Regions from separate parts of the Homo sapiens genome. Here region 1 is linked to region 2. Evidence: chromatin contacts called from ENCODE Hi-C or POLR2A ChIA-PET data. All regions are on one chromosome and are shown on one strand. The core of a region is the stretch at or near the end of the contact, and the rest is flanking DNA. Distances in the headings are between cores, read along the strand shown.

Region 1 (5,562 bases), core at 873-3,372, 42 kb before region 2:
GACACATTTGGTAATGCTAGCTGGTTATAAAGAGATTGAATCAGAACTTCAGAACAGTAAGAAACCAGGAGACACTATGGACCACAAGATACAGTGCAGATGTCCCCCTCTGTGCCTACAGCACCAGCTCCTAAAGGCAGGACCCATGCTGAGGATACGGCCCCTCTCAGAGAATCCTGCGAGGAAGCGGCTGCCCCAACAGCGATGTGTTCTCTTAACACAGATGCCTTTTGTTCTAAGCTGTAAACTTTAATCTTCTGGAACTTCAGTCTTCTGGAAAAGTTCTTCTAGAACTCCACTAAGCACAGGAGGAATGTGCTCTGCTAATGTTTATCAAGTACTCACAACATACTTTGCTTCACTGGGACCATCATTTCGTCTTCCTTACAAATCTGGGATGCAGAACTTATTATCATCATCTCCAGTTTAGGTAAGAGGAAACTTAGGCTCAGAGACTCATGAGTATCTTACCAAAGCCAAATTAATAAGTGGGAAACAGCCACAGTTAGAAAGTGGGTAGCCAAAATTGGAACCCAGACACTCTTACTGTCATACATGCCTCTGGCATAAAGGAGGCAAAAGTCCAGCACTCTGTGGGCACAGGGGCTGCTGCCAATAGTGCCAGGCTATTTGATATTGTATTCAGCACTGCCTTTGCTGTGTATGAGCAACACAGACATGGGGCTGGTCACGCTAAGCCACCACCATCACTCCCTCCAACCTTGTAACTGTGAAATGGCGCCCCCTCTACCCCAGCTCAAGGACACACCTCCTATGAAGCCTGGACCCTCTCTTGCTAGAACAAGAACAAACCCAAGAACAGCTCCCACCGGGGCCATGATGCCCCACGTGTAGCAGGACTTGGTGTAACTGTCATTGGGAAATCCACAACGCCCCACCTCCAACCCCTACTTCCCTGTCTGCAATTTGTTCAATACAGAGACACAGCAGAATCAATGTGCCAGTGAGGAGCCCAGACCCTGCTGTCAGTCCTGTTCCTTAAAATCTCTGGGATCAAAATCGCTTAATCTGTAAAATGAGGGAGCTGCACATGTCCTGGGGACAAGGGACAGGACATCCTAAATCTTTAGCATCTCACAGTTTTGAGGGTGAGAATCCCACCATGGTGCCCAGAAAAAAAGCACACCAGTGAAATACTAGGATAGAAATAAATGATGCCAGCCAGGCATGGTGGCTCACACCTGTAATCCCAACACTTTGGGAGGCCATGGTGGGTGGATCACCTGAGGTCAGGAGTTCAAGACCTGCCTGGCCAACATGGTGAAACCCCATCTCTACTAAAAAATATAAAAAATTAGCCAGGTGTGGTGGCGGGCACCTGTAATCCCAGCTACTCGGGAGGCTGAAGCAGGAGAATCACTTGAATCCGGGAGGCAGAGGTTGCAGTGAGCCAAGATCGTGCCATTGTACTCCAGCCTGGGCAGCAAGAGCAAAACTCCGTCTCAAAGAAAGAAAGAGAGAGAGAGCAAGAGAGAGAGAGAGAGAGAAAGAAAGAGAGAGAGGGGGAGAAAGAAATGCCTAAAGCCTAGGGTTATGTAATTCTAACACGACATGGGGTAAATACACATGAAAATGAACCCAAAGAATTTAGACCCCAACATCTAAGGCAAAATCTGTTTCCAAATGGGAAAACCATAGGAAGCTTTGCTGATTCTTAGGTGAGAAAAACCTGGAAAGCAGTAATGCTAGCCACTCGGAGAGATAGCAGAGGGACAGGTAGATGCCTACAACCTGCTACTTCCACCCAGCTCCTCTGAGCTGGAGTGAGAGCTGGGATTGGGTTACAGGGAGTGCCGAGATAAGCAGCTGGTGGCCTTTCTCACGAGCTGCCCCTGCTGTCCTCCAGGCTGGAAGTGGAAGCAGGGAGGTGCAGAGATGGGGAAGCAGGGAGGGGACAGCGTTAGCATCCTGAAATGAGGGGACAGAAAAGAATCCCAGGGGAGAGACAGGAAGCTAGGGCAGCTCAGGTCAGCATCCACCAGCTGGAGTCCTGAAGTAGCGCAGGAGAGGCACCTCCCTCCATGCAAAGTGGAGCAAAAGTCAGTCCTGTTCAAACAGTCCCTGGGCTTTTGGCAGCAGCTGGGAGAAGGGAAGGAAAGGGAAACTGCACCGAAACTCAGGCTCCCTGCTGGTCCACTGATCACTGACCAGCTGTGTGACCCTGGGCATGAGCCTCTGTTCTCTAACAATGGTCTGAAATTCTGAATGTTTGTGTACCCCTGCAATTCATACATTGAAACCCTAGTCCCAGTGTAATGGTATTAGGAGGTATGGCCTTTGGAAGGTAATTAGGGCAAGAGGTAATTAGGTCAACAAAATGGAACTTTCATGAATGGGATTAGTGCCTTTATAAGAAGAGGCCAGAGAGCTAGCACACTTTCTTTCCACCATGTAAGGATACAGAAGTCAGCCATTGGCATCCAGGAAGAGGGCTCTCATCAGACCCCTGACCATGCTGGCTCCCTGACCTCAGACATCCAGAGTCCAGGGCTGTGAGAAATGTTTGTTGTTTAAACTACTCAGTGTGTGATAATTTCTTATAGCAGCCTGGACTAAGACACCACCACCCCATCCCCATCTGCCCAAGCTCTTCGGGAACCTGCAGAAGCATTGGAAAGGGACAGGCACTCAGTCCCGCTGTGTGTCTCACTCTTTGTAGTGTGGGAGAGAATCTCTTTCCCTGGGTCCTCATTAACATGGCTACTCTTAGACTCTCCTAACTCTTGCTAATCTGATTGCTTTAATTTGAGTGGAAGTGGTTTATTAGTGAAGTTGAATGTATTTTCGCATCTTCATTGTGATTTGAAATTTCCCTCCTGCAATTGCTTGTTCATTTTTTTTCCTTCATTTTTCTATTGGTTGTTTGTCTTTTGCTAGTTGATTTGGAGCACTTCATTATATTTTCTGGATACTAATCCTTTGCCTGTTATATATGTTGCAAATATTTTTCTATTTAAATCCAGTTTCATTCTTTTTTTAAGTTTGGCATCTTTTATTAAGATTTTTAAAAATCAAGTTATGTTGGCCAGGCGCGGTGGCTCACATCTGTAATCCCAGCACTTTGGGAGGCCGAGGCAGGCAGATCACGAGGTCAGGAGATCGAGACCATCCTGGCTAACATGGTGAAACCCCATCTCTACTAAAAATACAAAAAATATTAGCCGGGCATGGTGGAGGGTGCCTGTAGTCCCAGCTACTCAGGAGGCTGAGGCAGGAGAATGGCGTGAGCCCGGGAGGTAGAGCTTGCAGTGAGCCGAAATCGCGCCACTACACTCCAGCCTGGGCAACAGAGTGAGACTCCGTCTCAAAAAAAATAAAATAAAATAAAAATCAAGTCATGTTTCTTTTTCTTTTTCTTTTCCTTGTTGTGCTTTATTCTAAGAAAGGCTTCACTCTCCCCCAACAGAGTCTCATATTTTCTTTTATTACTTTGATAATTTTGTTTCTCCTTTTTTTGTGTTGATCTTTAACCACCTGCAATATATGTTTTTCATCATGGCAGAAACAGTGTGGAGGAAGCTTCCTATGTTGTGGCAGGAAGAACAGGCCTAGGATCAGATTCTAATTCCAACTCCTACTTGTTTTTTAGAGCAGGTTGCTAAACCTCTCTGAGATTCCACTTGCTCAACTAAAATGGAAATAATACCTTATTCATTGATTCAAAGACACCTATTTTAACATTTCTTCAATCAGGATGTACTTACAACCATTGATGTATCATAGTTTAATTTACAGCTTTCTTAGTAGGACATAAAATAATGATGTGTCTTTCTCTTTTTTTTTGAGACGGAATCTCACTCTGTCACCCAGGCCGGAGTGCAGTGGCGCGATATGGGCTCACTGCAAGCTCCACCTCCTGGGTTCACGCCATTCTCCTGCCTCAGCCTCCCGAGTAGCTGGGACTATAGGCGCCTGCCACCATGCCCGGCTAGTTTTTTTGTACTTTTAGTAGAGATGGGGTTTCACCATGTTAGCCAGGATGGTCTCGATCTCCTGACCTCGTGATCCGCCCACCTCAGCCTCCCAAAGTGCTGGGATTACAGGTGTGAGCCACTGTGCCCAGCCAATGATGTGTCTTTCAATCAAGCACTCTTAGATTTTATGAAATGCATAGGGGTGCATCTTCCAGGTCACTGAGGGGTCAGATAAGCTGAGGCCCTTAAAGGGCCTAGCACAGGCCTGACAGGCCCTCCATCTGGAGGAGTTCTCCTTCATAGTATAGAATGCAGCTGCCTTTACTTCTTGCTCTGCCATCCGACCCATCCTCCTTAGCTTCCAGGGACCCCTTTCCCCCACCCCCCGCTCCCCACCAAAAGCCCTTAGCTGACTAAGGCTGCAAGTTCTTTCCTTGTGGACACAGATTATTCAAAGCTGACAATTAATTATTAATTGTTAATTAATTAAATTAATTAAATATTAATCTTTCTCCACAGCCACAGAAACCACCCTCACCCCTGGGGATGCCCATGCCTGCCAGGTACCAAGTGCCATCAGCACCGGTGACTGTGGGTGACCCCATGCCTGCTCACAGCAGCCTCTGCTCTGGCTCCTCTCACTGCCCACCTGGTAAGTCGAGGTTGTGCAGCTTCGGAAAGCACTGGTGCTAAAGATGGGGAGCAGTGGGCCCTGGTGGCCTTTGCAAGTGGAGCTGCCTCACTAAGAACCTCACTGCTGGGCCTGAGGAAGGCAGGAAGGAAACAAGAGCAAGGTGGCAGGCTGCAAAGGAACCAGAAGCCCTCGGCAGGTGCTGTGCACGCCGGGTGGACTTCAGGCACTTTGCACATGGCTCACTTAATCCCCACAACCTCCCCTGGAGGGAGGTGGTTTCAGTAAAGACCGTGCCCATTACAGATGAAGGGTCTGAGCTCCAGGGGAGATGCTGAGACTACACCCCTGAGGAGCTCACTCATCTGCACAGCTGTCTCACCTTTCTGGCTGCTGTATGGAGGCAGAACAGGAGGCTGGGAGCCAGAAAGTGAGGCCCCATCAATGTCAAGGCCACAAACCTGGGCGAAGCACCCACTGCACGGCAGGGCCATACCGGATCTCAAGGTCCAGGCAGATGGAACAGAAAGGTCTGGCCCCAGCTCTCTCTCCATGCCCCAAACGCCAGCAGAACACATGCCAAACTCACACACACACACACACACACACACACACACACACACACACAATCAAGTCCCATCACAGCTCTCGGAGATCCCTAGCCTTTGTTCCACTGCCTGGCTCAGGAGGGAGCCCTATGTTTAGCCACACAATCACAATCAGGGAGTCCCAGGCCACAGGCTGTGCCGACAGTTACCAGCAGATCACAGCAATTCTCTGTGTGCTCTTCCTGCACCCACCATGATGCCTCATCTTTACATCATTCATCTGAAAAGCTTATCAGCATCCCAAGAATCAAGAGTGACCCTTCATTGGAAAAACTGAATTTCCTCCAATATATCCTAAAAAGTAAAAGTAAATGTGTAAACTACACAAGGGTTGATGATCTGAGACACACAGGAAAGCCCTTGCTCCCTAAGTCACCCCCCATTGCTG
Region 2 (5,378 bases), core at 633-3,132:
AGAGAGAGAGAGAGAGAGAGAGAGAGAGAGAGAGAGAGAGAGAGAGAGAGAGAGAGGACCTGCCCTTTTGATGTGTTAAAGAAAATAATAACAAAAAGGAAATGGCAGTGAAGGTATCTCCGGGCCACGGTGCCTCCTCTGTCCAACCCACATGGCTGGCTCAGTGGAGCCCTCTGGCCCCACTGCCAGGCACAACATACCCAGCCCTGGCCCTCCTTAGCAGGGAGCTTGCTCTTCTTCCCAGCCTCCTCAAAGGAGACGCCTCCTTCCAGCCTCCTCAGACAGGAGAGTGGCGTCCTCTCCTTTGTGGCCCCCTCGGCACCTTGGTGTGGTCCTCTACTTGCCACAAGAGAACACTTCCTAGTGTGCAGTGTTCTTCCTCCCTGAGAAACTTGCAAGTGAATTCCCCTTTTCACCCCTTTACAAAAAACAGCTGCTAAGTGTCTGCTCCTGAGGAAAAGAGGTCCGATGAAGGTGAAAGGTAACACAATCAAAGCTCTGCCCCACACCTGGGGCCTCTGCCCTCCCCTTCCTCGCATCTGGTGTGGCTACAAAGAAAATCCTTATTTGACTAAAAAGTGTGTAAAATCCAAACACTGAAAGCATCATTGTGAAGTTGACAGTGTCTTTTCCCCTAAAAAACTTCTTTGCATTTGCCCTTACAGCTGACATGGTTATGGCAATAATCACAACAAATGACAACAGTGATTTCTGGTTGGTTATTTTGTTTTGCTTACTTCTCAGGTAAAATTGTCTCCCCCACACCTCCACGGTTCCACTTGCTTTAGTGATTACCTGAAATTTCACTCCAAGGAAGCTCTGTAATTTACTGAATCCCTCCCCTGGGAAGTTTTGTTTTGTTTTGTTTTAATTTATTTATTTTATCTTTTTTTTGAGACGGAGTCTTGCTCTGTTGACCAGGCTGGACTGCAGTGGCGTGATCTCGGCTCACTGCCAGTTCCGCCTCCCGGGTTCACACCATTCTCCTGCCTCAGCCTCCCGAGTAGCTGGGACTACAGGTGCCCACCGCCACACCCCACTAATTTTTTGTATTTTTAGTAGAGATGGGGTTTCACCATGTTAGCCAGGATGGTCTCGATCTCCTGACCTTGTGATCCACCCGCCTCAGCCTCCCAAAGTGCTGGGATTACAGGCGTGAGTCACCGCGCCCGGCCAGAAGTTTTATTTTTAAAAGAAAAAGAAGTCAATGCAGAAAACTATGTTTTTAAGGCAATGCAGGGATGAACCGCAACCTAGCATGCTGAGACCAGGCAAGCCAAGGCTACGTGAAAATGAAAAAAGGACGGTGGCACTGAACAGAAAAGAAAGGAGAGGCATCAAAACATGGCGGGGATTTGGTGACTTTCACAGACTAATACACATTAGTAATAACAATACAGGCAGGGTCTTTGGTCCCATAAATGGGTTTTGCTGGATCCCATAATACATGAAATAAAGGTGAACAAGTTTTGGTTAATAATGAGAGTGAATCATAGATTTTTAATGGTTTCTGATTTATTTTCTTCTCAAAACCAAAGTGTTCCACATGAAAAGTTCTTAAGGAAGCTGGGCTTTCTGTCAGCACACAGATCAAACAAGAGCCTTGCATTGCACAGGCTGACATGGCCAAGGAGTGGGTTCCTCCCCAGGGGGCTGTGACAGCTATGGTCCAAGCGTCCAGGTGCAGCCACACATGAGAGAGATAAGAGGGATGGGGACCAGATGGAGTAAAGGCCATAGCCTGGAACTGCTTAGACAAACCCCTGGGCACATATTCCAGGGAGGTCACATTCCACTAGATCTGACAAAGCTTCCTCCAGGCAGCCCTGGCTTCTTAAACAGGAAGGGGAAAAGGTCCCAGGGAGGAAGGGGAAAAGGTCCCGGGGAGGAAGGGGATAGGAATAGCGTCAGATGGTGAGTCATGAGCCGGGGGGAAGAAGCTGTGCCTTACGGTATGCAGCGCCTAAGGAGGATTGCAGCTGGTATGGCTATTGGGCAGGATTGGAAAGATCTGGGGCCGAAAGAGGAGGGCCGGGCACGTGGGGGGTGGGTGGCCTCGGGTACAGCTGGACTTGCCTGCCCAATCCCAATGGGAAAGGGCTGGCCCACCAGGCAACCACAAGCCGGCAAAGTGGAACAGACCAGAGGTGGAGTGGCTTGTTCCACGGCCTCCCTGCTGTCTGCCAAGCTGCAGGCAGACAACCCACAGAGAAGGCCTGATGCCCCTGCTAGACTCAGCTCCAGGCAGCACAGGGAGGTGCATGCTCTATCGGGGGCCCGCTGGGGAGGTGCTTACAGCTTTCTGAAGGGAGTCGATGAGGTTTTGCAGATCGATATCGTCCCGGTAGGACTTGATGTTGCTCTCGAAGAACTCCCGGAACCGGTCCCTCACCCAGTCCTGGAACAGGAAGGCCAGCACGGCCACAGCCAGCTCCAGGAAGAAGATGAGCACGATGGTGCCACAGAACTGCAGGGGAAGGGGACGGGAGCAGAAGTCACCACCCCACCAGCCTGCACCCCCACACACATAACCCCACCTGACCCAGAACCACCATCCTCAGCAGAGCGTGGGCTCTGCACCTGAGAGTCCCACATCGGGGCCCCAGAACCCCACACTTAGAGTTAGCTGGGTGACTCTGCACAACTTCGCTTCATCTGTAAAAAGGGGCTATTTATCCCTACCCATGTCACTGCATTGCTGATAACACTCAAATGCGTGAAAAAGTGTGAGAAAGCTCCAAGCCAATGTGTCAATCACTTGCTATGAAGCAGCCCTCCTCCCTGGACAAGGAGGAGACCCCTATCACAGGAATGAATGGCTGTCCTACCCCAGCAGTTCCACCTGGACCCTCCAGGGTGGCATCCTGGGGTGTCGGCTCCTTTAGGACAGACACTGTGCCCAAGACATTATCTGATGACTCCCCACTACACACACAAAACCATCGAGTGCCTACGTATCTGTTACCTCACTTTAGGGATGAGGAAACTATGGCTATGTCACGAGGTACATAGCTTGCCTGAGGTCACATAGTTCATGCAGGACATGTGAGTTCCCTGCAGGGCTCTTTACAATTCTGGAAGTGCCAATGTTATCTGTACCAACTCTGCATGAAAGTATATGATCGTCAGCATAAAGACCCCTCCAGAAGCTCAGCTGCCCCAGGCCACAAGCAGTGGTGGCATTCTGCAAGGGGCCAGTGCAGCCACAGGTCCACATCCCATCAGGGCAGACTCCCAGCCTGCAGTCTGCGCTCTCACAGACATTATCACTGGCCATATAAGACACTAAGCAGCTTGCCACAACCGGCCAATTTGGAGTAATCTTTCAAAGTAAGAAAAAGCATACACACGGCCGGGCGCGGTGGTTCACGCCTGTAATCCCAGCACTTTGGGAGGCCGAGGCGAGAGGATCACAAGGTCAGGAGATGGAGACCATCCTGGCTAACACGGTGAAACCCCGTCTCTACTAAAAATACAAAAAAAAATTAGCCAGGCATGGTAGCGGGCGCCTGTAGTCCCAGCTACTCGGGAGGCTGAGGCAGGAGAATGGTGTGAACCCGGGAGGCGGAGCTTGCAGTTAGCCGAGATCACGCCACTGCACTCCAGCCTGGGCAACAGAGCGAGACTCGGTATCAAAAAAAAAAAAAAGAAAAGAAAAGAAAAAGGAAACACACATATGCACACAAGGCCTGCCAAAACGTAATCTCTGTTCATATAAAAGCAAGATGCTAAACATAGCTTTTCTTTTTTTTTTCCAGAGAAAAAATTAGGACAAAAAGCCCATAGTTTTGCTTTTAAAATTATGTCCAAGAAAAAGAAAGCTTGATCTAATGAAGTCAACAAACAATATACTGCAAAATATGATAATGTGTTTTCCCCACCAGGTGTTATTTAACTGAATAAATCTAAACATGAATTTGTATCTAAATATAAAACTAAACTCTTAGTAATCTGCAGTTCTGCCAGGAAATTTGGGATTCTGACTTGTACATCCAACAGACTCACACATCCTTGGAGGAGGGAAATGATTTAAGGTTACTTGCAACATCTTTTGATCTTAGCCAGGAAGGGCAAAGGACAGTAGCAGACAAACAATTCTTTTAGAATTTCTGAAGGAAGATAAAAGGCAAAGGAGCGGGGAGTAGAGCTGGCCTATAGGCAGCTGGCTCCTCCCACCCAGGGCTAAAAACCAGAGGGTACCTAATTCTCCTGCTGGGAGGAACCAGCTTCTCTAGACAGTAGAGTGCAAATGGCTGCCTCCTGCTCCCAGGCAGGGGCCTAGGGGAGGCTCCTAAGAGCTGCCACCTGCTCTGACCAGGTAACATATAATCCTGCCCAGCAGAGCCTGTACCCCATTGCATCCTATCCCACTCTTGTCTCTGTGGCCACTCACAAAGTTGAGCAAGCAGATATTCTCCCGCAGAGCCCCCACGCAGCCGGCGAACCCCAGGGTGAACATCACCACGCCCACCATCAGGACCAGCACCACAGGGTCGATTCCATGCATCCGGGTCACTTTGGTGAGGTCGGACAGCACACCCTGAAAGAGACAGAGAAAGCAGGGCAGCACTGGCCCAGAAGGGGAGTCAAGGATGCTGCCCTGGGGGATGCAGGTGGTACTGAAAACAGGGACTTGCTTCCCCAGGCTCAGCCCTCTTGTTGACAGCCAGGCCAGAGTCCGGCCCCATCCATGCCCTTAGGGGCCCCTCCGACCAGGCGATCCCTGCCCACCTCAGGTCCCAGAAAGTGTTCCTGGCCTCCACCTACGCTACAAGTTCCTCCTAGGCAGCCACCAGGCTTCTTCTGCAGCCTGTGGGGTGCCTATTCCAGGCCTGGAGGGAAACGGGGCCCTGTGGCCTGTGGTCAAACTGGTCACCCAGGTGGCTGACCTTGTTAGTCCCCCAATTTGGCACCTAATTAATGAAGAACACTACTCTTCTGAGATGAAAACAGCCTCAATATGAACACTCTAGTAGAAAACACGCCCAAGGGCAGGCCAAAGCAATGCTGTCCATAGAAGTTTCTACACCAATGGAGGTGTTTTAGACTATACCCCCACTGTCTGGCCACAGGTATCGTGGAGCACTTGAAATGTGGCTAATGAGACAGAAGGACTGAATTTTAATTTATATTCAATTTCAATTTAAATATAAACACAGTCACACAATGGGCAGAGCAGTTCCATAGGGTTTGTAAAACGCCAAGGGGGAAGCTAAGCCCTGGAGACTGAGTCATGTAGCATGTTTGCAATTCTGTTTCTTAGATTATGGTTGAACTAAGGGACCGGAGAGACCACAGCCCCCCTTCCAGTCACTGATCTCTGTTATAGTTTAACTGCTTCCTTCATTGTTCTTTACTAACTCAGATCAGATATCATC

The links. Hi-C counts contacts between places; a loop is a spot of excess contacts on that map. ChIA-PET counts read pairs that join two places held with the same protein, here RNA polymerase II (POLR2A). Pooled maps may share reads with other maps.
Region 1: a pooled map shows a loop between it and region 2 (2.1-fold over the local background). The contact joins two enhancer-like sites. A Hi-C loop is called at or near these places in 2 of 168 maps with a recorded cell type or tissue (astrocyte of the cerebellum and endothelial cell of hepatic sinusoid) and 1 of 50 pooled maps. POLR2A ChIA-PET finds 5 or more read pairs at or near these places in 2 of 52 experiments (activated CD4-positive, alpha-beta T cell and activated T-cell).

Annotation. Positions count from the first base shown.
Region 1 is chr10:80,548,836-80,554,397 of GRCh38, reverse strand. The region is part of intron 1 of SH2D4B (SH2 domain containing 4B); the gene reads right to left. Among named protein-coding and RNA genes, the nearest start is that of SH2D4B, 14 kb to the right of the region's middle. Within about 2 kb of position 2,122, at least 6 of the 41 ENCODE cell types and tissues checked have a DNase peak (open chromatin) inside an H3K27ac peak, as active enhancers do.
Region 2 is chr10:80,506,390-80,511,767 of GRCh38, reverse strand. TSPAN14 (tetraspanin 14) reads right to left here. Exons shown (of 9, transcript NM_030927.4): 4 at 4,394-4,540; 5 at 2,297-2,467. Among named protein-coding and RNA genes, the nearest start is that of TSPAN14-AS1, 27 kb to the left of the region's middle. Within about 2 kb of position 1,882, at least 9 of the 41 ENCODE cell types and tissues checked have a DNase peak (open chromatin) inside an H3K27ac peak, as active enhancers do.